3 separate regions of the Homo sapiens genome follow, and all the other regions are linked to region 1. Evidence: read pairs that join two places in POLR2A ChIA-PET (ENCODE). Cell type or tissue: HepG2. All regions are shown on one strand. Each heading gives the region's core, and the rest is flanking DNA. Links, peaks and the distances in the headings are about the cores only.

Region 1 (7,706 bases), core at 2,782-5,281:
CCCTCTACTCCTGTATCTTCCCATACACTAGCTCCAGTCAAATGAATTAGCTATGAGGTCAACAAACCCATGCTTTGCCTTCCTGCAGAGTGAACAAGGTAGGGGCACATCTCCATCAGAAAACAGGGCAAAACCTCCTGGTTTAATCAGGCTGACTTTGGTGCACAATCTCAAGTAAAGGGTGGAGTTGTTTCCTTTTCTTTGGTAGCTGATGTTGTCTTTGCAAAGAAATAAACCAAAAAAACCACAGGCAGAACTCCTGCTAGTATGTCAGTGCTTGCTTGACCGACCAACCGATTCATACACTGGTCTGGTTTGGCTATTTACATGTGTAAGGTCTTTCCCCACAGGATTGGTATACAGACAAGTGGGTTTGCAAATCCTAGCTCCTCCGTGTGTGATGGAAGGATTTGGAAATCCCAGTTGGGGTGTTCTGCTGTGAAAAATTTATCAAGGTAGGACTATGTCTAAACATTTAACTCTGAAAAAGGGGCCAGCAAACAGAAATACCATATGTGAATTTCCTGTTTGTTCCTTAGCTCAAGATTATTGGTGGTTTCATCCTTACTCCACAGTACACCCCTCCCATCACTTTTTCATGGTCATTTAAGTACAGAATTAGTCAAAACTGATTTAAAAATTATGACTCAGAGCACGGCGCCAGCTACCTGGGTGTGGGACAGGGTCCTGCACTTGGTTTAATGCTTGGATGTTGCTGTCTTGAAATTCTTAGTCGTTTTTGGACAAGTGCCTATATTTTCATCTACCACTGGGCTTTGCAAGTTATGAAGCTGGTCCTGTTGGCATATATGACTTCCAATTTCAGCTCAAACTTGTGTTGTGACTTTGGCCAAACTTTACTCTTTTTGAGACTCTGTTTCCTCATCTATACTCGCCACAAGGGCAGTGGCTGCAGTAGTTATTTACTACTAAATTCTCAGCCCTTACCATGTGCCTGACACAGGTAAGTGCTCAATAAATACTTGTAGAGTAAATGAATTAATGTCAAAGAAAACCTGCTGCTTAAAATTTGAGAAAGGATGCTGAATTACAGAAGTACATTTCTTAAGAGCTATAAAGAAAAACATATTGAATGGCCATTATGAAATAATGATGATGGCAATATCACTGATCATCTATTTCCTGATGGCTACTCTGGTAATTTACTAAACAGTGGATATGGAGAAAAGAAAACAGCCTTCAGTAGATACAGCCGGGACTGATGCCAGACATCTCATTGAATCTTATAAATTCTTCATCTTTACATAAGCGTGCATGGAAAAAGACTTCTCAAGCCATAAAGAAAGCTACAAAGAAAGCTCTGGATATTGCGTTTCAGGCCAAGGTCTAGTTCAAATGCAGTCTGGGAAAAGTCCCATTTGGAAAAGCTGTCTGCTTGCATAATTTTATTCCCCATTAGTACTTTGGTATCACTCAAAACACAGGCAGAACTAAAAGCTGGGCCTGGAAAGTAAGAGGACTTCTCATAAGGATGCCTCCAGGCAAAAGTGTGGGTTTGGACTGGATAAAAACTAAACATCAGCTCCAGCAAATCTGGGAGGCATTTGGTAAATGGCTGAATTGGACCCTGCCTCAAGACTTCTTGATTATTTTTTCTGCTCCCTTTCCTGCCCCAGGGTGTGTCTCAGAGACGGAATTCAGGGTGAGCTTTTCTCCTGAGCTGCTGGGGGATGTGGGCACAACCCCACCTGAGATGTGAGCATGGAGCTCTGGTTAAAGCATCCAAGCTTTTGAGATTCAGGGCTACAGTTAGAAGGGGAGGTCAGAGATCACAGTAGCTACTGGTTATTTCTCACTTACCAGGTGTCATAAGTTCTTCATGTATATCATGTTTAATCCTCAAGACCCCTAAAGGAGCTATTATTACACCTGTTTTAAAGGTGTGGAAAATGAGGCTCAGATAGGTTAAGTAAGTTGACTTAGTTGATGCATTTATTAGTGGTAGATCCAGGATTTGAACACAAATTGCTCAGGGTCTAAAGTAAGTGCTCATTCTCATCTACGACTTGTCTCTTTGATTTTGGGATTGGCTATGGCTTGCCAATGGAATGTGGGTGGGCATGATGCGGGCACTGGCTCTAAAAGTGCTTGCCATGAGAGCATGAGTAACCACTGCCCTTCAGGCTCAGCCCCAGCTGGGAGATGTGAACAGACTGGAGCTAGCTGTGAAGCTAGAGAATCTCTGAGCTGTGGGGTCGTTTGTTACACAACACCATTGCAGCAATAGCTGATTAACACAGCTTGTTTTTTCACTGGGAAAAGACAATCAAGATGATATACGTTTCAATTCAATAAATGTTTATTGATTACTCTATGCCAAGTACTGGGCTTGGTTCTAGGGAACACAATAATCAATGGATCAGACACATGCTTCCTTAGTCTCGTTTGCTGATTTATCCTTCCCTACCTGACTTTCAAATGTTATTGTGAAGGTTCCATTCTAGACCCTCATATGTCTCTATATTCTTCCCAAATAATCCCATCCATCTATGTCCATGCCTTCAATTCCAACCATATCTGTAGCTCTCTCTTTCTTTCTGAGCTCTAGATTGGCATAGCTAATCCAATTTTAACTGTCTGCTTTCCTTTGCCACTGGGCATCTACAGCCCCTTTCAAGCTCAACAATTCCCAGACTAAACTCATGCTCTTCCTCCCCCTAATTTGGGTCATCTCCTGTCGGTAACCACAGAGGAAGTCCTGTCCCCATTATCTGCTGTCAGGGTAACTCATACTTGTCCTTGGTAGGGCTTGCCAAGGTTAATTAATTAAATGCAATAGCTTAGATAGTTAATTGCTTGTCCTTCTCGTGAGAATGTAAACTCCTCCAGAGCATCCACAGATCTGTATGTGATTGCGGACCCTCACCTATGGAATAAGGTCCAAACTCTCACAGCTTTCAAAGCTCACTGAGATCTGGTCTCAACTTAACATCAAGCCTCCATTTCTCTGCTCAGGCAACTAACAACCTTCACCTACTATTGCTCTTTCCCTGGATAGGGAGACACGCACTTGTAGGAGGAAAATGACCTGTCACTGAAAATGCACCAAGAAGCTGGTGTACTTGGCCTCACCTGCTGGCTCTGAGGAGCTGCCCATTCTGAGTCCCTTCTTTAGGGACGGAGTACTGTGGTGCTCCTCTTTACCACACTGTCTCCCATTATCCCCAGCCCTTTCTCCTCTAGCCTGTCCCTCCCACTTTCCAAACTATCACTGTGCAACAAAGAAAGAGAAAAAGGAAATGAGGCAATTGAAATGGAATTGAATCCTGGAAATCTGCAATTGCAGAAGGAAAGGTGGGGCTTGTGCTCCAACCCCCTCATGTCAGAGTTCATGGCAATCTCCTGGGGCTGGTTTTCTACCTTTTATCCTTTTAAAATTTTAATGTACTGCAGATTCTAACCTTCTTATCCATTCCTGGAAATCCCCCCATTTTACTTCTTTTCCCAATGGGCCCATTTAAATCTTGGCTTTGCCATTAGCAATGTTTGAATCTGAACAGCTTTAAGGTAAAGTGATCCCTGAAATGGTTCAAGTTAACATTTTCTTTTGTTTCAAAATTTCTTGCTTATTTTTTCCGGTTAAGACCCCAGTCCAAACCCCACATTTCAGATAGCACATCTGAGCTGCAGCCTCAGAATAGTGAGCTCATGTGCTGTGTTTGTCTTGGCTCAGCCCGCCTGACCTAGGCAGGGACTTGGTGTGTATGTAGGGGAGTGGGGGAGTAGGGGGCTGGGTGGGGGTGGTAATGGCAATAGATTAGAGCCATAACGACAGCCCCGTCCTAGCCCAGGCCGGCCAGCCTCTGGGGGCTCCAGGACCTCCTTCAGGGAAGCCCAGCAACGCCTTGTTGGTCCCTTTTTGGCCCTGACTTGCACCTCTGTGGTCTTTGATATCGGCTTATGTTCTTTTTTCTTTTTTAGAGACAAGGTCTCATTGTCACCCAGGGTGGAGTGCAGTGGCACAATCATAGCTCACTGTGGCCTTGAACTCCTGAACCCAACAAACCCTCCCACTTCAGCCTCCGAAGTAGCTAGGACTACAGACCCACACCACCATGCCTGGATAATTATTATTTTTTGTAGAGACAGGGTCTCACTGTGTTACCCAGGCTGGTCTTGAACTCCTGGCCTCAAGTGATCCTTCTGCCTCAGCCCCCCAAAGCACTGGGATTACAGGCATGGACCTCTGCACACGGGCCTGGCTTATGTTCCTCTTCTGCTCAACCAGGACAATGGTGGTAGGTGGTTAGAGACAGTCTGAGCAGATGGGGAGGCAGATGAAGAATCTGATGCATCCCCGGAGGTCTTTCTGCCCATTCTGGTAGGCAGATGTCGTGGCCGTCCCCAGGGTCCAGCCCAGGCCTTAGCTCATAGCCCATTTAGTGCCTGCCAAGTACAGGTCTCCCAGATGTATAATAGAACCTGACTATCGCTAGCTAGCTGTCCTTTTCTGTGGAATCTGCCTTCCCACCCCAGTTAGAGTCTTCCCTGACATCCATAGACCTATCTACAGCCCTCTGCTGCTGTTGCTAAGGAACCCCCAGGGCCCCATGAAGGCCCTTCTTGACCCTTCCCACTAAAACCTCTGCCAGCTCCACAGTAGCAGGGGCCTCATTAGCCAATCTGAGAGTGAAGTGGCTTCGTTGTCTGGGGAAATACCCGAGGTTCGTTGTCTCGAGCCGACAAGATTAACGACATGGACACACACGCACGGAGTAGGTTTAAGGGGCGGAAACTTTAATAGACACAGAAAGAAGAGAGAGAGAGAGAGCTTCCTCAGGCAGAGGAAGGGGGTGCCCAAGAGGGTTTCTAAGTTTGGGGTGGGATGCAGTTGATTATATAGAGGGGCTTGAGGAGGCGGTGTTTGATTTACGTAGGTCCCAGGGGATTGGTTTGGCCAGGTATGTCATTTACACAGCCTTCGAAGAAACTGGCCCTCCCACCCTAATCTTTTATTATGCAAATGTGGCCTCAACCTGGTGGTGCCATGACACCTGCACAGGTGACAACAAGGAGAGGGAGGGGAAGTCACCATGTTGGAATGTACTTGGCTTCCAGGTACAGCTGCTGGCACTTACACATGTGACCTTCCAGCTTGCTTATCTATGCTTGCAGCTTGGCTTTTGGGCTGCTTTCTGTTAGAAAAGAAATGGTTTGGGGGCTGCTTTTTATTAAAAGGAAATTCCACTGAGAACTCTTTTACCCACACTAACTGCCTAAAACAATTTCTTAATAACTTCTATATCATTCATGCTGGTTCTATAGACTCAAGGTCTCAGGGCACAGAGAATTTGGGACCCCATGGTGCCCCAGCCTCTAGATGCCAGGTCCTGAGGGCAGTTAGGGATAACTGCATTTAGGCTGGGAACGTAATGCCATTCCTACTGCAGTTTGAAATTTGTGGGCTGGCATGGAAAGCCATTGCATGGGGCCTCTCACACAGCACTCAATAAACTCTAACAAACCTCATGATAACCTGTTTCTACATGTGGGACCATTTGTATCTTTCAAAGATCTTCCATGGAACTCTCTGGAAATACTAAAATAGAGATCTTTGTAAGGGCCACTGCACTTTAGTCTGGGCAACATAGCAAGATCCCATCTCAAATAATAATAATAATAATAATAATAGTAGAGGTCTTAGAATCTGAGAGTGGAATTCCAACCCTGGCTCTGTCATGGCACAGTGTGACTATATCACACACAGCTGCTCTGGGTCCTGCTTTTAAGATGTGTACAATGAGTGGCTTGCCTAGCGTTGCTGGTTTTCTAATAAACCCTGACCACACAGAGGTGCCTGGGGAGGAGGAAGGGAGGGAGAGCTCTGTGCTGTCCTTCCAGCTCCTACAGAAGAATCTGTCTTAGTCAGGCCTCCCCATAAGATTTCATTTGAAAGAAAGTTTTGCACTTAGAAAGTAAAGCTCAAAAGCCACAGGACTAGGAGAGAACCAAGACCTTCCCAGCTCTAACATTCTGGAACTGAGCGCCAGAGCCTGGCATGTGACAAGCTGGCATTGCATTCCCCTCAAAGATGTCACTTAGGAAAAAGCTGACTCACTCATAGGAGTTAAATGGATTCTTCTAAGGGAAGACAAGACCAGTAGCTAACTCATTACTGAGCAGGCTCAATAACACTGATTGTCAAAGGAGCACGTCTACTGGTCGCAAAGTGCCATATGGCTGATTGCGTCTAATAAAATGAGCTCATGTTGAATTGACAATCTGTATATGTCTCTGTTGTCCCCAAAAAGACAGCTGAAAATGATTGAGGGCTGCAAGTATTTGGTGACTGCACCATGGATACAGTAATTTAACTCAGCTGTCACTAAGCTTGTGCCAGATTTGGCCTAGCAGACATTTTTGTGTTGATGGGGCGTGTTTCTTGGTGTGTCTCACTACAGGTGATGGGGTCAGTCCCAGCTGAGGGGTCCACATGGACTCCCCAGCAGGGGCAGTGTATGGCTGTGAGAGCTGCTCACACATCTCTAAGTCCTCATCCATTCCTTCTGTTCCCACGCCCTGCCCATCTCCTCCCACCAGATACAGTGCCAGGTGGGGAAGGCAAGTGAGGACGGTGGGGAGGGGGGTGCAGTGGCAAAGGCCCCCCAACACAGTCTGCTTTGTGACTTGTGGCTGGAGGACTCCACCTAGCACCTTCCTTCTGAGCTGAGCTCCAGCCTGGGCCCCAGTTGCCCCGAGTCCTGGTTAGAGTTCAGAGCTGCAGCTCAGGGTGGTAGCTGCAAGCCCCATGCGGCTACTGAGCACTCTAAATGTGGCAATTCCAAACTGACACTGAATTTCAAGCCCTTGGTACTAGAAAAAGAGACTATAAAAATCTTACAAATTTTATACGATTACATGTTGGAATGATAATGATTTTTATATACAAAGTATATTGCTAAAGTTAATTTCACCTGTTTCTTTTTATTATTATTACTTCTTAGTTAGCCACTAGAAAATGTAAGATGACGTGTGTGGCTCACATTATAATTCTGTTGGGCGCCACTGATCTAGAAAGAATTCGATTTGTAAAGGGGCCCAGATGGACCATTTCAGGGGATTCGGCAAGTGTTTGCCGAGCACCTTCTGTGTGCAGCTCATCTGCCGCACAGATGGCTGTCTGAGCTGCTGGGGGAGGTGGGAGGTGGGGTCGGAGCAGGGAGCTGCCCCATTGGAGGAGCGTGGGGAGCAGTGCCCATCCCTGAGCTGAACCACGGACATCTTCCTCAGGAAGCACTTTGAGTATCTGGGCCCAGCACAGCCCGGAACCCTCCCAGTACCTCTAAGGTTACAAGTAATTGTCTAAGGCCTACGTTATTCCTGCACACCCAAACACAGCCCTCAGCATCTCATGGGAAAAGAGAGCCTTATCTCCAAGATGCACTTTGAAGTTTAAAAATAAAAGTGGGGGTGACCAGTGCAGTGCTGGTTGGCCTCAGCCCATGATGGGGGCTTGGGAGAGTTTTCTTCTCTTTCTTCTCTTCCTCCCTCCCCTTCCTCCCTTCCATTCTCCTCTCCTTCCTTCCTTTCATCCTTTCCTTCATTCCTTCCTTCCTCCCTCCCCTTCCTTCCTTCCATCCTCCTCTCCTCTCCTCTCCTCTCCTCTCCTCTCCTCTCCTCTCCTCCCCTCCCCTCCCCTCCCCTCCCCTCCCCTCCCCTCCCCTCTCCTCTCCTTCCCTGCCTCC
Region 2 (7,706 bases), core at 1,749-4,248, 100 kb before region 1:
TCTGCCCCTGAAGCAAACTTCTGCCTGGACATCCAAGCATTTCCATACATCCTCTGAAATCTAGGCAGAGGTTCCCAAACCTCAATTCTGGACTTCTGTGCACCTGCAGGCTCAACACCACATGAAAGCTGCCAAGGCTTGGGGCTTGCACCCTCTAAAGCCACATCCTGAACTGTACCTTGGCCCATTTTAGCCACAGCTGGAGCTGACTGGGAGGCAGGGCACCAAGTCCCTAGGTTGCACACAGCAGGGTGGCCCTGAGCCCAGCCCACAAAACCATTTTTTCCTCATAGGCCTCTGGGCCTGTGATTTGAGGTGCTGCCTCAAAGGTCTCTGACATGCCCTGGAGACATTTTCCCCATTGTCTTGGTGATTAACATTTGGCTCCTTGTTACTTATGCAAATTTCTGCAGCTGTCTTGACTTTTTCCCCAGAAAACAGGTTTTTCTTTTCTGTTGCATCATCAGGCTGCAAATTTTCCAACTTTTATGCTCTTCCTCATCTTGAATGCTTTGCTGCTTAGAAATTTCTTCCACTAGATACCCTAAATCATCTCTCTCAAGTTCAAAGTTTCACAGATCTCTAAGGCAGGGGCAAAATAAAGCATATTCCAGTTCCCAACAAGTTCCTCATCTCCATCTGAGACCTGGACTTCATTGTCCATATCACTATAAGCATTTTGGTCAAAGCCATTCAACAAGTCTCTAGGAAGTTCCAAACTTTCCCACATTTTCCTGTCTTCTTCTAAGCCCTCCAAATTCTTCCAACCTCTGCCTATTGCCCAGTTCCAAAGTTGCTTCCACATTTTTGGGTATCCTTATAGCAGCACCCCACTACCTCCTGGTTCCAATTAACTGTATTAGTCCATTCTCATGCTGCTATAAGGAACTGCCCAAGACTGGGTAATTTATCAAGGAAAGAGGTTTAATTGACTCACAGTTCCTCATGGCTGGGGAAGCCCCAGGAAACTTACAATCATGGCAGAAGGGGAAGCAAACTTGTCCTTCTTCATATGGCGGCAGAAGAGTCAAGTGCAGAGTGAAGGGGGAAAAGCCCTTGTAAAACCATCAGATTTCATGAGAACTCACTCACTATAGCAAGAACAGCATGGGGGGACCACCCCCATGATCTAATCATCTCCCACAAGGTCCCTCCCCTAACACATGGGGATTACAATTCAAGATGAGATTTTGGTGGGGGACACAGAGACAGACCATATCAGTGAATTACATTTTCAGTTTGAGTCATCTTTTAGGTAGTCCATTTTTGAAACTTATGTAATAGCAGTGAACTATCCTAGGGGGACACTTTTCCCTTTTGTCCTGATGTTTGAGTGTGCTTTTAGAAGTTTCTAGAAGACAAATTAAGAGACTTTTGGGACCTGCCACCTCCGGTAACTGTGAATTGTAAAACGTGTGCAAAGAATAAGAATGCCAGCAGAAGAGAGCCGCTGGAATGAGAGGAGCAGGCTCTCCTCATCTTCCATGTGAGGGCACAATTTTCTCTGGGAGGTGAGAAGTTTGGTAGGTTTCCCTGTTCAGGAAATTGATGCCCAGCTGAAACCAGTCTCTGGGCAGGAAATGGTCTCATTTGGCTGTGAGGAGGTGGGAATGTGAACGATTTAAGAAGCTGACTTAGCTTGGACTCCAGTGGAAGTGATCTCACCTATTCATATCATTCTGTCTCCACTTCCTCATTCCAAGGCACCACCTCTGCCTGGATGTCCCAGTGAAGTCCACCACCTAACCTATTTTTCTAGCGATTCTGACCCCAATTGGTATATTGCTATTCAATTTTGGCACTAACTTCCTGGAGTTAGAACAGACCCCAAAGATTAAAGAACATGACCCACAACAACAATACCCCTACTTCTGACTGACCAACCAAAAATCTAGGGGTGCCCATGGTCTTCCTCAGGTTCAATAACTCACTAGAACAACTCACAGAACTTGGGCAAATGCTATACCTTTGATTACAGCTTTATTATTAAAGCTCTCTCCCTCCCTGGAGGATGGGAAGTCAGACTGATATTCCATGTCTCAAAGTCCCAGCCCTCTTATCACATGGTTGGTCTTTCTAGCATGACCAGCCCCATCCTGAGGCTATCTAGGAACCACCATGGTCCACTTCATTAGCATAAAGTCAGGTGTGGTCCAATCCAGGGCCTCTTGAAAAACAAAGACACTCCTACTATGTGGGAAATTCCAAGGATTTAGATTTGCCCTCCCAGGAGCCTGGGACAAAGGCCAGTCATTAAACAAAAATTATTATTATACAACATTGCCTCTTAGCATTCCTGTTTTATTTTTCAGATTATCTATTTATTTATGTAACAGAAATGGTGTCTTTCTGTGTTGTCCAGGCTGGTCTTGAATCCCTGGGCTCAAGCAATACTCCCGCCTTGGCCTCCCAAAGTGCTGGTATTATAGGCATGAGCCACTGTGCCTGACCTATATTTTAGATTCTAATTCATGCATTAGCTTGGGAAAGTAATGATATTCTTTAAAGAAGGAAGCAACCAGAGCTGTTCTCCACCTCCTGAATCACTCAGGGCATAGAGCTCCAAGACACGGGTGGCGTTACTGAAATAAAGCATTGTAGTTCACTTGTGCTATGTGGACCTTGTGGGGTGGTACCACTCTGTTCCTCAGGCTCATGTGGCAGCCTCATCAGGAACATGGTCAGTCACAATGGCAGAGGGAAAAAGGATCATGGCAAAGCGAGTACAGGCCCTTGAGGCTCTGCCAGAAGTAACAGACATCACTTTCAATCACATCTCAAAGGAAGGCTTGTGTCAAAGGACAGTTAGAACCCAATCTAAGATGTAGAAAGTTGAATAGCATTAGCAGTCACATAGGTTGACAGGAAAGAGACAAGGATGGAAGCTGCTGTTACTGTCTTGGTGAGAAAGGAGTAATGAAGAGACAGGAGTAAAGGAGAGCAGGGATCTGAGAGGCAGAGCTCAGGCAAATGTGATGTTATTTGGGGAGAAATTACATGAGGAGGTGAGGGGAAGGAGAAACTAGAGGTTCCTTAGGGTCTAGCTTGGGTAAGATGGGGGTGCTGGCACCCAGGAAGCAAGGAGGAGTAAATGGAATGTTCTCTGCTTTGCAGGATGGTGCTGGTGGCAATTTTCACTTCCCAGGCCCCTAGCCAGTAGTAGAATATAGAGAAAAGATGAGGTTTCTTCATTTCATAAACAATCAACTAATCAATAAGCAGGCAGCCCTCTTCCTCTGAATGTCCTGCGTTAATTGAAAACCAGAGGACTTTGATCACTGAGGATTGTGTTGCATAACTGGTTTCAATGCACCATTGTTTTCCTCCCTGGTTTTTTTCCATGATGGAAATGATTTGTTTGCCACACTGGGCAGGAGATCATATTTAAATGTTTCTTGGGTTTGATCTCCAAACAGGGGATTAACTAATGCTTGTGCTAAGGTGCAGAGTAGTGGTAAACAGATTTAATAAACTCTAAGTATGTAAGCTGCTGTTGAGGGCAGGGGTAGTCTAAGATGTGGGCACCTGCTGGTTTCCAGCTTGGTCAACACCAGAAAGTGTCACATTTTGTACTTAAAAACTCAGAGGAGTTTGACAGCAGAAGAAGCCAGGGGTGAAGGTGGAGAGGCTGAGAGCCAGGTGTTTCCAACTTAGGTCTGCTTTTGCCATGAACCTGGGCAAGTGATGACAGGTTCTAAAGATCTTCCAAGTGTTCAAGGGCAGAGATGGGGAGGAGGTGGGGGGCCACATTTGCTGAGATTCAGACATTTATGGAGTGCTCCTAAGAAGGGTAATGAACGCCAAGCTACCTGCTCGAGAGAAGGAGATTCACGTTTCCTCTCTTTGCTATGGGAGTGAACAGAGACCATGATTGCTTGCAATAGGAGCCTTCATAACCTCTCTGCCCTTCACCGACGAAAGTGGATTCTATCTTTGCCAGCTCCATTTCTGGGCTTTTACAATTTAGAATCAGGGCAAGGGAGAGAGAGAAAGAGAAATGGAGATTCAAGCAGGCAAGTGGTGGGGAGACAGCTGGGAATTACAGAAGAAGAATCAGAGACTTCCTTGCAGGAGAGAATTAAGAGTAGAGGTTAAATAAAAGAAGCAGAAGAAAATCAGGCACCCACATGGGCTGCCAGGAGGCAAGGCTTTGCTGGGAGCAGAGAGTAAGAGAGAAGTTTTGGAGAATCAGTGAGAGAGCTGGAAAAAGAGGCTTGAGAAAAGTTTTGCTGCATGTTAAACTTCACCCTGTGGTGTGCCTTGATAATCTAAATAGTAATGGAATAGATTTTCATGAACATTTCCAGTAAAACAGACTTTGAGTTGGTGCGTTTTGGAGCCTCTCTGGAACCTGAGATGCTCTGAAGCCTGGATCGCTATGGAAGTAGCCTGCTGGGGGGTGGAGGTTGGCACAGGGGATGCCAGGCAGGTGGTCACCCCCCAGGCCTCAGCTTACCCATCTGTAGCACTGTAAGGACCCTGCCTGTTCCATCCTGTCTTTGCGCTTCTCAGCTCTAGCTTTCTCATTAGGGTGCAAGCTCTTCAAGGCAGGCCTATGTCCTCATCCCCCTGTCCCTCCCACTCCCTGGTGTGCACAAGAGAGGTCAATCGCTCCAGGTCTGTGAGGCAATAGGGTAAGTGTCACGGCCAGCACCACCCCTTCTTCTCCAGGACGGGAACCCTTCAGCCATGTTTCTTTTGAAGCTTTCTTTCCCCCTTTCCCCTTCATGCGTCTCCCCAGATGATGGGCTCACCAACCACATCCTGAGTCCTCTGCACAGGAAAGCAAGAAGGGTTGTTTTCACCCCAGTGCCCTTCCCTTTCCCTTCCCCCACCACCAGCAGCTCAGAAGCCAAAGTCCCCTGGAAATAGGTCTCTGCTTCCTTTGCTAACTCGTGGCTGATGGGCGTGTGTGGCATCCACCCCAGCTTCCTCCTCTGTGCCATTAGTTCTGCAACAGCTGGAAAGCAAGTCTGCGCTTCCCAGCACCTTTGCGCTAGGATTCTGGATGTGATGTGGGTTCTGCCAATCAGATTAGTCCCATTTTTTCTGTCACGAGACTAAATTTGAGGCAGGGTTAAGCTGAGAGACAGAGGCAGGGAGGGACGCACCCATGTAGGGGCAGAGCTCCTAGAAAAAGCATTGCAGTTTTAGCCCTGGCTTCCCGGTGTGACTGGGGCCTCCCTAATTGTAGCAGAAGGCAGGTCCTTCCGCATCCAGCCCTGTGGCGTGGCTTTGGGAAGCGAACCTGCCTCCTAATGATTCCGGGAGTCATGTAATTCCCCATGAGCACTCCCTTTCTGCTTTCAGAAAGACTTGTCTCTCTGCTGCTGAGTCCTGCCTGACACCTACGAGCACCCTGGTTGGGTGGGCAGCTGCAAGAGGCTGGCCCCCCATCCAGAGGAGGCTTTGTGACGAGGTCCTGGCCATGGGCAGGTCTACAGAAGTTGCTGGCGGGGCTTCTGGGGACGAAGAAGCAACCCCAGCTGGCTGCTCAGCTCCTTAACTGTCTGCCATTTGCCCTCTGGGATGTGGTCTCGACACCTCAGCTTGAGTGCTAAGAGGCAAGCAGCAGAGGAGAACGTGGGCTCAGGTGTCCCGGCAGGAAGAAGAGCACCCGGGGCTCTGCGGCTAAGGTGCTGCCGCCCTGCACTTGTGTGGGAGCCCCTTCAGAGGCTGCCTCTCTCTTCTACTTCCCTGATCCCCTCTCCTGCCCAGCACTAGGGAATCTTTGCTCGTTGGGTCTTTTATTTTTAGCTACACGGTTCAATGAAAGCCTTTCTGCTTTCTCTGCATTGATTTTGCAGAACAATCCAAGGGTCGGTCTGATGCTTTTATGGCTCAAATTTCCTGGGGTTTATTTTTCACGAGTAAAAGTAAAAGTTAAAACTCCTGTTTGTACCTTTAGATAACTAGCTTACCGTGGTGTGGACGGGTAGAGAATGAGGGAGACGGAGAGACTTTGGAGTCAGACTGAGTAGTTTTAATCTGGGCTCCATCACTTACTAGCTGTGTGGCGTTGGGGGAGTAAATAAGCCTCTCTGAGCTTCAGTTTCCTCATTTATAGATTAATAATAGCAACAATACTCAGCTCATAACCACTCAGGTTGTTTGTGAAGTTCAAATAAGGTAATGCTTATAAAACTGAGAGGCCAGGTGCGGTGGCTCATGCCTATAATCCCAGCACTTTGGGAGGCTGAGGCGGGCGGGTCACGAGGTCAAGAGATTAAGACCATCTGGCTAACACGGTGAAACCCCGTCTCTACTAAAAATACAAAAATTAGCTGGGTGTGGTGGCGGGCACCTGTAGTTCCAGCTACTCGAGAGGCTGAGGCAGGAGAATCACTTGAACCCAGGAGGTGGAGTTTGTAGCGAGCCAAGATCACGCCACTGCACTCCAGCCTGGCAACAGAGCAAGACTTCGTCTAAAAAAAAAAAAAAAAAAAAAAAAAGACTAGTTCATGATACTTATTAAGAGCTTAATTTTAAAAAAACAAAGCTCTTATTGTAATTACCTTTAGTTTTTTCATTTATAAAGAGGACAAAGAAAATCAGCATACACGCACACTCACTGATATAGAACTGGCTCCAGCGCAGGGAGTTCTATTTTAAGCAGGCCCAAGTGGGCCTTGTCTCTACAAGTCAATAGCAAAATAGAGGGTAAGGGGAGATCTGAATGGTTCTGGGAGCAGCCGGGGAAAGCAGAAACCAGGTTCATTTAGAGAGACGTGGGAGGACGAGCTTCTGTCTCTGGGTGGCCTCTCTTCCTCTCTGGAAACTTCTTCTGCAGCAGATGGGCTATGCAGGATTCCCTCTCACCATGCACAGGCCGCAGCAGGCTGGCCCAGGACTCCCACTTAGTGCAGATTTTATGTCTGTTAAACACACATGACCCTTCTTTGGGACAAAGAAATTCTGGGTTTAATAGAGGCTCATCATCAGGCTAAAAACAATCTGGTGAGGCCACAGTTGGGTGTATGAGGCTCTTCTTGGTCCATGGCAAGGAAGGAAAATTCACTCTGCCCACTGATTATATAGGCCGCAGAATACTAGAGATTTGGGTGGTCTTTTTGTTTTACAAAAGTACAGCAGGCCACTTAGAACAAAAACATGGACTAGTTTAGGACTGGGGAGAAGAAATACATTTTGGTTCGTCTAAATCTCCTAGAATTGTTTTCTCAGCTTCTTCTAGATCCATACTCATTTCAAACTTGATCTCTAGCTTGAGAATTTTTGAAATGTAGCTGAATCATTTGAATCCATCCCCCATGTCGACAATCTGTAACTCAAAACTTACCCATAACACAAATAAGTATTTGCAGAGGGGAGGTTCAAGAATGCTTAAAAGTTTAATTGAAGGCTTCCCTCATTGTTCACAAGTTTGCTTTGGGGTTCACTGAGAAGAATTAACATTTGTGGATAGTGTGGGCATCAGAACTGGACCTCTTTCATACAAGGCTTTGATGCCTCCAGCAACAGAATGGCTGTCTGTAGTCCGCTTGGCTGTGGCTCTGAGTTTGAGGGCTGGCTCCAGGCCTCCTGGGGCTTCCCCATCCCTGCACCTTCCCACTAGCCACTTCCTTTGTGGTTTCCAACGTGTCCTCTCTCAGAGTGCTGCTCAAATCTGTTTTGATTGGGGTGGTCAGTTCACAAGTTAAGAATGTGTACATTTGATCAAAACTTGTTCTGCTCCCATCTTGAAAACT
Region 3 (7,706 bases), core at 1,961-4,460, 67 kb after region 1:
AAATTAAATAAATAATATACCATATTCATGGATTCAAAAAAACTAAATATTTGGAGGTATTGATTGTTTCCTAAAGGGTCTATATTGATTTAATGAAATTCTGATCAATATCCCAGCAGAATTTGTGGTGGAAACCGACAAGCTGATGCTATAATTTATATATAGCCACATGTAAAAGGCTAAAAATCGCTAAGACAAACTTAAAGAAGAAGAAAATAGTTGTGGGACATGCACTACTAGACATAAAGACTCATAAATCGATAGTAGTTAAGACAGTGCAGGACTGCAGCAAGAATATATGGGTAGACCCATGGTACAGAATAGAGTCCAGCAATAGGCCCACATTATATGGATATGTGATTTATGACAAAGGTAGCACATAAAATAATGGAGAAAGGATTTTTTTAAAAAACAAATGATGCTGGGTTGATTAGATATCCAAAAAACGAATAATCTTGACGTTTATCATATACCAAAAGCAATTTCAGGTGGACCACAGATCAAAATGTGAAAGATAAAATAATAAGGCTCATAGAGCATAACATTGGAGACTGTCTTTGTGACTTTGAGGTAGAGAACACAAAAAGCAGTAGCCATAAAGGGAAAGATTGATAAACTGGACTATATTAAAATTTATAACTTCTGTTCATCAAAGTATACCATTAAAAGAATGAAAAGAAGATATCTGCAACATGTAACAAAAAGGTTCATAAGAAGAATAAATAAAAGACTCCTACTGATCAATATGAAAAGGACAGACAACCCAGTAGAAAAATTGGCCAAAGACCTGAATAGGCACTTAACACATGAGAACCTCTAAATAGCTAATAAACATATGAAAAGGTGCTAAACCTTATCAAACATCCCGGAGATTTAAATTAAAACCATAATGAGATACCCCCTCACAACCACCAGAAGAGTGAAAATGAAAAGGACTGACAATACCCAGAGTCCATAAGATGTGGAGCAACAGAAACTCTTGGCTCTGCTGGTGGGAGTATCAGCTGACTCAGCCACCCTGGATAACCATTGGAAACTGAATACGCAGACCCCGTGGGCCAGCAGTTTCATTCTTAGGTGTATCCTCCCCCTCCCCAAATGCATAAACAAAAAAGCTTTCTATTGGCAGTATTTATAACAGCCAAAATCCAGAGACAACCCAAATGTCCCTTGATAGTAGAACAGAGAAATAAATGGTAGTCTATTTATGCAATGGAATCCTATACAATAATGAAAATGGTGCTTCATGGAAGATCAGAAACGAATCACACAGACATCAGGTTGGGCAAGATAGGCCAGAAACTAAAGAGCATGCACATACTGTGTGATTTCATTTACATAAAGGTTAAAAACAGGCACAAGCAATCCAAGGTCTTAGAAGTGAAGCTGGGGGTGCTTTGGGAGGGAGGCACACTCACCTGGTAGGGTGTGAGGAGGGCTCTGGCATGCTGGTAACGCTCTTTGTACTCATCTGGGTGGAATGGCACGGGAGCGTTCACTCTGTAAAATGCTCTGAGTTGTACCCTTACAGATAGTGCATTTTGTGATGTGTTTGTTATATGTCAACAAAAGTTTTTTTGTTTGCTTGTTTGTTTTTTAAATAGAAATAAAGAAGAGGTGAACGTTGGGCTTGGTAGATGGCTCCAGCTCCTGGGCGTGCTTGTGACTGTATTTATGTGGATGGCAGTTCATTTAGCTCAGAAACATCTTCAGCTCTCAATGGAGCCAGGTTTGGCATGGGCAGCAATTTAATAGCTCAATCACAATTGCAATTTCATAGCACCTATGAAGCAGATTCTCTTGCAGAGAAAATAGGGGCCAGCACAGATGGGTGGTTCTCTTTACCAAATTCTTCCAAAATGCACACACTTCGCCCTGGGGCTCCTGTCTCCATGGGTCTTGAAACATCTCTGAAAACCAGCCTGCCCTTCTCTAATGCTTTTTCCCTTGTCCTGCAGACTTGAGAAGGGCTCTGTCTGCTAGATCTTTTGCAAGCCTCTCAGAAGTCAAGACACTCCTGAGCAGTTGCCATTTTTTAAGGCTCCTGGAAATACATACACTCAAGCCTGGAGTATTTCCAGGAATGGAGATATATGTGTGAGTGTGGGTGTGTGTGTATAAAATATATATACACGTGTATATATATATATATGAATATATATATATACACGTGTATATATATAGGTATATATATACACATACACACACATACTTATACAATACAGTGGATTCCTGAACAATGCAGGGATTGGGGCACTGACCCTCCATCCAGTCACAAATCTGCTTATAACTTTTGACTCTTTAAAACTTTAATTACTAATAACCTCTTGTTGACTGGAAGCCTTACTGATAACATAAACAGTTGGTTAACACATATTTTGTACATTATATGTAATAAAACTGTATTCTTATAACAAAGTAAGCTAAAGAAAAGAAAATGTTATTAAGAAAATCATAAGGAAAAGAAAATGTATTTCCTATTCATGAAGTGGAAGTGGATCATCATCAAGGTCTGCATCCTCATTTTCTTCACATTGAGCAGGCTGAGGAGGAGGAGGATGGGTTGGTCTTGCTGTCTCAGGGGTGGCAGAGGCAGAAGAAAATCTGTATATAAGACACACACACAGTCCTCCAAGACAAGGTAATAACAATTATGGTATATTTTAATTTTTCACATTTAACAAATTCATAGTTTTAGCATCGCTGTCTCCCTGTTCACCACGCACACATAAAACACAATGACCGTGTGGATGATCTTATTTAAAGATACAACTAAATCCCTAAATTTGATGCCTTTCTGAAGGTGGGGCAAAGACCAATAACGCATCTTTCCACCACTCACTACTACCCCGTTGCCAATGACAGCCATACGGAAAATGTTTTAATGTACTGCTCACAGCAACCACCTGAGCCCAGCATTCGGGTTCCCATTTCCATGGTGAATAACCAGGACTGTTAAGTGACTTCCTGGGGGTTCGCAGTGGCCTGCCGCAGACCCAGGCCTGGCCGTCTGTCCTCTCCCCTGTGCCTTGTCTTGGAGGCTCACTGTCTCTGGTATGGATCAAGCTGCTCACTCCAGCCCAAGACCCTTCCAGGAATGAGATTTATTTACACACAGCAGCAGTGTTTACAGACAGCAGGATGTGGCCTCTCTGAGTTGTCCTGTGGAAGCAGAATGCTGTCCTGCAGTGTGTAACAAGGGGAGGGGACATTTGGTCACTCCTCACTAAGGGACACCTCTTTTCCTTTCTCTCTAGCCCCTCCAGGATCCAAACACACTGAGCAAGCAAGGGCAGCTGCTTTGGGTTTTGTTCATCTGTTTTTCTTGTATTTTAATCAGTACACTGTAGGGTCGGAAGGGTCCCACCCACGACTGGGAGCTTGAAGATCTTTCCAGGGGCCGCTGGGTGGTTTGCTTCAGCTCATGTGACTCCTCCTATCACATCTGAAAAACTCTGAACTGAGTAAACTCACATTCCATTTAGGTGAGATAGCAAGTTCCAAATGATGAAAACAGTTTGCAAAGAAATGTGCTAGAATATTTTGAAAACAGCTTGTACTTGAAGGAATGCAGGGAGAGTGAGATTAGAGAGAGGGATTGCTTCAATCACTATCAGAAATTCCTGAGCACAATCTTTGGTATATGGGCACTTTTTTTCCTTATAAAAAGAAATGTGACTAAAGAGTGGAGAAAATGCCCCCTCCATTTGTCTTCTTGTGATCCTGCCCACCTCCAAGGTCCAGCTCAGCTATGACCTCCACTTTGGCCTGGATCCCACTCCAGCCTCAAACCTCACTCCTTCCTCTGAACCACTGACTGGCTGTGATATTTCCTTTGATACTTAATCTCATAAGGTTTTATATTGCATCGCTTATCTTCCAATAAGCAGATTGTGAGCTATTACAGTGCTGACAAAGATCAAATTAAGGCTGAGTCCAGTGGCCTACGCCTGTAATCCCAATGCTTTGGGAGGCCAAGGTAGGAGGATCACCTGAGCCTAGCAGTTCAAGACAAGCCTGGTAACAGAGTGAGACCTCATCTCTACTAAAAATAAAGAAAATTAGCTGGGCATGATGGTGTGTGCCTGTAGTTTCAGAGACGCCAGAAGCTGAGACAGGAGGATTGCTTGGGCCCAGGAGTTCGAGATTGCAGTGAACTATGTTTGCTACCACACTCCAGCCTGGGCAACAGAGCGAGATCTTGTCTCTTAAAAAAAATCACGAATACTATGTAGCCATAAAAAAGGATGAGTTCATGTCCTTTGCAGGGACATGGATGAAGCTGGAAACCATCATTCTCAGCAAACTAACACAGGAACAGAAAACCAAACACCGCATGTTCTCACTCATAAGTAGGAGTTGAACAATGAGAACACATGGACACAGGGAAGGGAATATCACACATCGGGGCCTGTCAGGGGGTGAGGGGCTAGGGGAGGGATAGCATTAGGAGAAATACCTAATGTAGATGGCGGGTTGATGGGTGCAGCAAACCACCATGGCACGTGTATACCTATGTAACAAACCTGCACGTTCTGCACATGTATCCCAGAACTTGAAGTATAATTTAAAAAAAAAAAAAGAAAAAAAATCAAACTGATGTTTGATGCCATAAATATTTGGTCAATATATATTAATTTTATATGTATAATTGTGTGCATTTCAAAGAAGAAATTTTAAAAATCCTAATTAAAATGGCTTTGGCTTCGAGGAACAGAAATCCCTGACTCCAACGTCCTTGTCAGTTAGAGATGTATAATCACATATGACAAGATGTTCCAAGGTGGTGCAGCTCCAAGTTTGGCTCACCTGATAACTCAACAACGTCTTTGGGGACCAGAGATCTACTCTTTCTGCTCTGCTGACTTCCACAGGTTGGATTGGTCTTCAGGACAGTTGCCCTCACGGTGGTAAGTTGGCTGTGCAATTCCAGATATCTCATCTAAAACAAAAAAATCCAGAAGAAAAAGGACTGCCTCTTTCTTGTGTATTTTTTAATTGTGCAAAACTCTTTCTCAGAAGCCCTCCAGTAAACTGAGAGGGGAGGAGATGGGAGGCAGGAGGATCACTTGAGGCCAGGAGTTCAAGACCAGCTTAGTCAACATAGCAAGACCCTATCTCTTAGAAAATAAAGGTAGGGGGTGGTAGGGGGAAATGACAAATATTGGCAAAGATGTAGAGAAATTAGAATCTTTTTTTATTGCTGGTGGGTATGTAAAATGGTCCAACCACTGTGGAAAACAATTTATCAATTTCTTAAAAGATTAAACAGAATTACCATATGACCCCAAAATTCCACTCCTAGGAATATGTGCAAATAAATTAAAATTAGAGACTGGGACAGATACTTGTACACCAGCAACAGTATTCACAAAAGCCGTAAAGCCACTGATGGATGAATGGATAAATAAAATGTGGTATGTCTGTCCAATGGAATACTATTCAGTCACAAAGAGGAATTAAACTTTGATATATGCTAAAACATTGATTAACATTAAGGAATAATGCTAAGTGAAATATGCCAGTCACAGAAAGACAAATACTGTATGATTCCACTTACATGAGGTACCTAGAGTAGGTAATTTCATAGAGACAGGAAGAAGAGGGGTTATCACAAGCTAGGAGGAAAGAGTTGGGAGCTATTATTTAATGGGTACAACATTTTTGTTGGGTAGAATGAAAAGGTTTTGGAATATAGATGGTGCTGATGGCTGCACAACAATATGAATGTGTGTAATGCCACTGAAGTGCACACTCACGAATGGTTAAAATGATAAACATTATGTTAGGAATATATTACCACAGTAAAAAATATAATGTCTGCCACATGAGTCTGCTTCTTTTCTTAGCTTCAAAGGTTATGGTGTTCTGAGTTTATTCTCTACTTAACCCGTTTTGCTTTGTTTTGTTTTGTCCTGTTGATTTGATTTTGTTGCAGCCATCACGATTTACACGTGACATTACAGGACAGACTTGTGGATGTGTCTGTTACACCTTCAGTAAGGGTCCTTCCATTTGGCAGAGGATTGCACAGATCCCAGAGGGGAACCATACTGACATAAAGGAGGAGCTTTCATCAGCTTAGCGTCAAAATGAGGAACATGCTGATTTTTTGTTACGCTTAAGGAAAACAAAAACAAAAAAATCCCCAAAAACCCGACAGTTGTCTGGTGTCGACTTCTTTTGCCTTTACTTTTGTATGTGTGTGCTTCATAAAAAAAAGCATAATTCTAGGTTTCTATTCTGTATAGAGATCTATACAACTATAAAACCCAGAAAATACATATATATATATAACTACCAAAAAAACTATAAAAACGGAAACTGACAACACTAATGTGGTAGATGTTTTGCAGACACTAAATAGATATTTTCAGTGTGCCTATAGCCTTGAATTTGCAGTTCTTTTCAGTTTGTAACTCCCATCCCACCATACACTCTGGGATGATGTCCTGCTCCCACCACTTTTTCTATATGCAGGGCTGCCAGCTTCCCATTTGCTGAGCATGTGGGGTGTCACCTGGCTATCAGCTGGCCTTCCTATGCCTCTGTCTGTTGACTTGTTATGAGCTGTGATCAGTAACTCTCGCCACATGAGGCCAGGCCTAGAAACACAAAACTCCAATGGAGAACCTGAAAATGCTGCTAAGAATGTCACCAGGATAATCCAGAATGGCTTACAGATAGAGTTTTAAAATTAAAACACAAACTTAAACATTCTCGTTGAGAACAGTCAGGCTCCCTAAGAATATCTCTGTGAACCTCCAGTGGGTCCCAAATCCCTGGTGTCCCAGAAAGCACACAGGCCTCACATTCAGAACAGGTTGACTTCACTCCCCTCCACCCTCATCTGCACCCTAAGAGGGAACTAAAAGAGAATTTTTTGCTGGGCCTGCTTCCTTCCTCCTGCACGCATGGCCCGTTGGGCTCTGCTTTAGGGCTGCCTTCTGGGAGGGGCCCTCTCCCCTCTGGTCAGAGGCCGAGGGGCAGCTCTGGGCTGGTCCTGCCATCCTCAGTTTCCCATCTCCATCCCTAAACTTCAACGTTGGACTCATTTCCTTACCCTGCCTTCTTCTTAGTCTCTTTCCTATCTCTAAGTCCCCAGCACTTTTAATAATCCCCAAAAGGAAGGACTTGTGGATTTAAAGGAATGACTTATGGATTTAGTGGAAAGCTAAAATTCTCAGAAGAAAAATAGAAGCAAGTTTGCATACACTAAAATATCAACATTTGGGGATTAGGATGTTGGGGCAAGAGAATAACCCCAATATATGGCACTGTGGCATACTGGCCACTTCAGATTAAATATATAAACCAAAACTAAAATTCTAAGCCCCCACAACCAATTGTACAGACCCCCTCTGGGCCATGAGAAACCTGAAAAACTGAATTCCTGGCCATGATGGGAAGGAAGTTTGAACAGGCCTCCTGTTACTCCCTGCCTTTTTGAATTTAGGTACAAGTGACCAGCACTAACATTAAAATAGAGATCCTAAGACTAGCAGAACGGACTCTTCAGCAATAAGATACCAAATTCCAACCTGACTCTGGTATAGCATCACATGACAGATAGCAGATCCTGAAAGAAATAAAAATATTTTACCCTAAAGTAGATTTCTTTGACATATTTTGAAATGGTTCTGCAAAGTTTTCTTTTTTTTTTAATTTTATTATTATTATACTTTAAGTTTTAGGGTACATGTGCA

The links. ChIA-PET counts read pairs that join two places held together with the same protein. Peaks named below come from ENCODE experiments on the same cell type or tissue, not always from the same donor. Only the 100,000 strongest peaks of a DNase experiment are listed, where the experiment ranks them.
Region 2: POLR2A ChIA-PET joins it to region 1 with 19 read pairs; 3 of 35 experiments call an interaction of 5 or more read pairs at or near these places.
Region 3: POLR2A ChIA-PET joins it to region 1 with 16 read pairs; 2 of 35 experiments call an interaction of 5 or more read pairs at or near these places.

The regions. Positions count from the first base shown.
Region 1 is chr1:229,028,176-229,035,881 of GRCh38, reverse strand. No RefSeq gene overlaps it. Among named protein-coding and RNA genes, the nearest start is that of LINC02815, 120 kb to the left of the region's middle. RefSeq lists enhancers at 3,806-4,100, 7,621-7,706 and a silencer at 3,806-4,100. In HepG2, for the core only: no CTCF peak of the experiment used is centred there; DNase peaks (open chromatin) are centred at 3,241 and 3,981.
Region 2 is chr1:229,127,317-229,135,022 of GRCh38, reverse strand. All of the region lies in intron 1 of LINC02815 (long intergenic non-protein coding RNA 2815), which reads left to right. Among named protein-coding and RNA genes, the nearest start is that of LINC02815, 24 kb to the left of the region's middle. RefSeq lists an enhancer at 4,707-5,001. In HepG2, for the core only: no CTCF peak of the experiment used is centred there; a DNase peak (open chromatin) is centred at 3,302.
Region 3 is chr1:228,960,099-228,967,804 of GRCh38, reverse strand. It overlaps LOC105373143 (a long non-coding RNA gene), which reads right to left. Exons shown (of 3, transcript XR_949234.2): 2 at 4,810-4,942; 3 at 2,508-2,604. Among named protein-coding and RNA genes, the nearest start is that of LINC02815, 190 kb to the left of the region's middle. In HepG2, for the core only: no CTCF peak of the experiment used is centred there; DNase peaks (open chromatin) are centred at 3,194 and 3,454; H3K4me3 peaks cover 759 bases.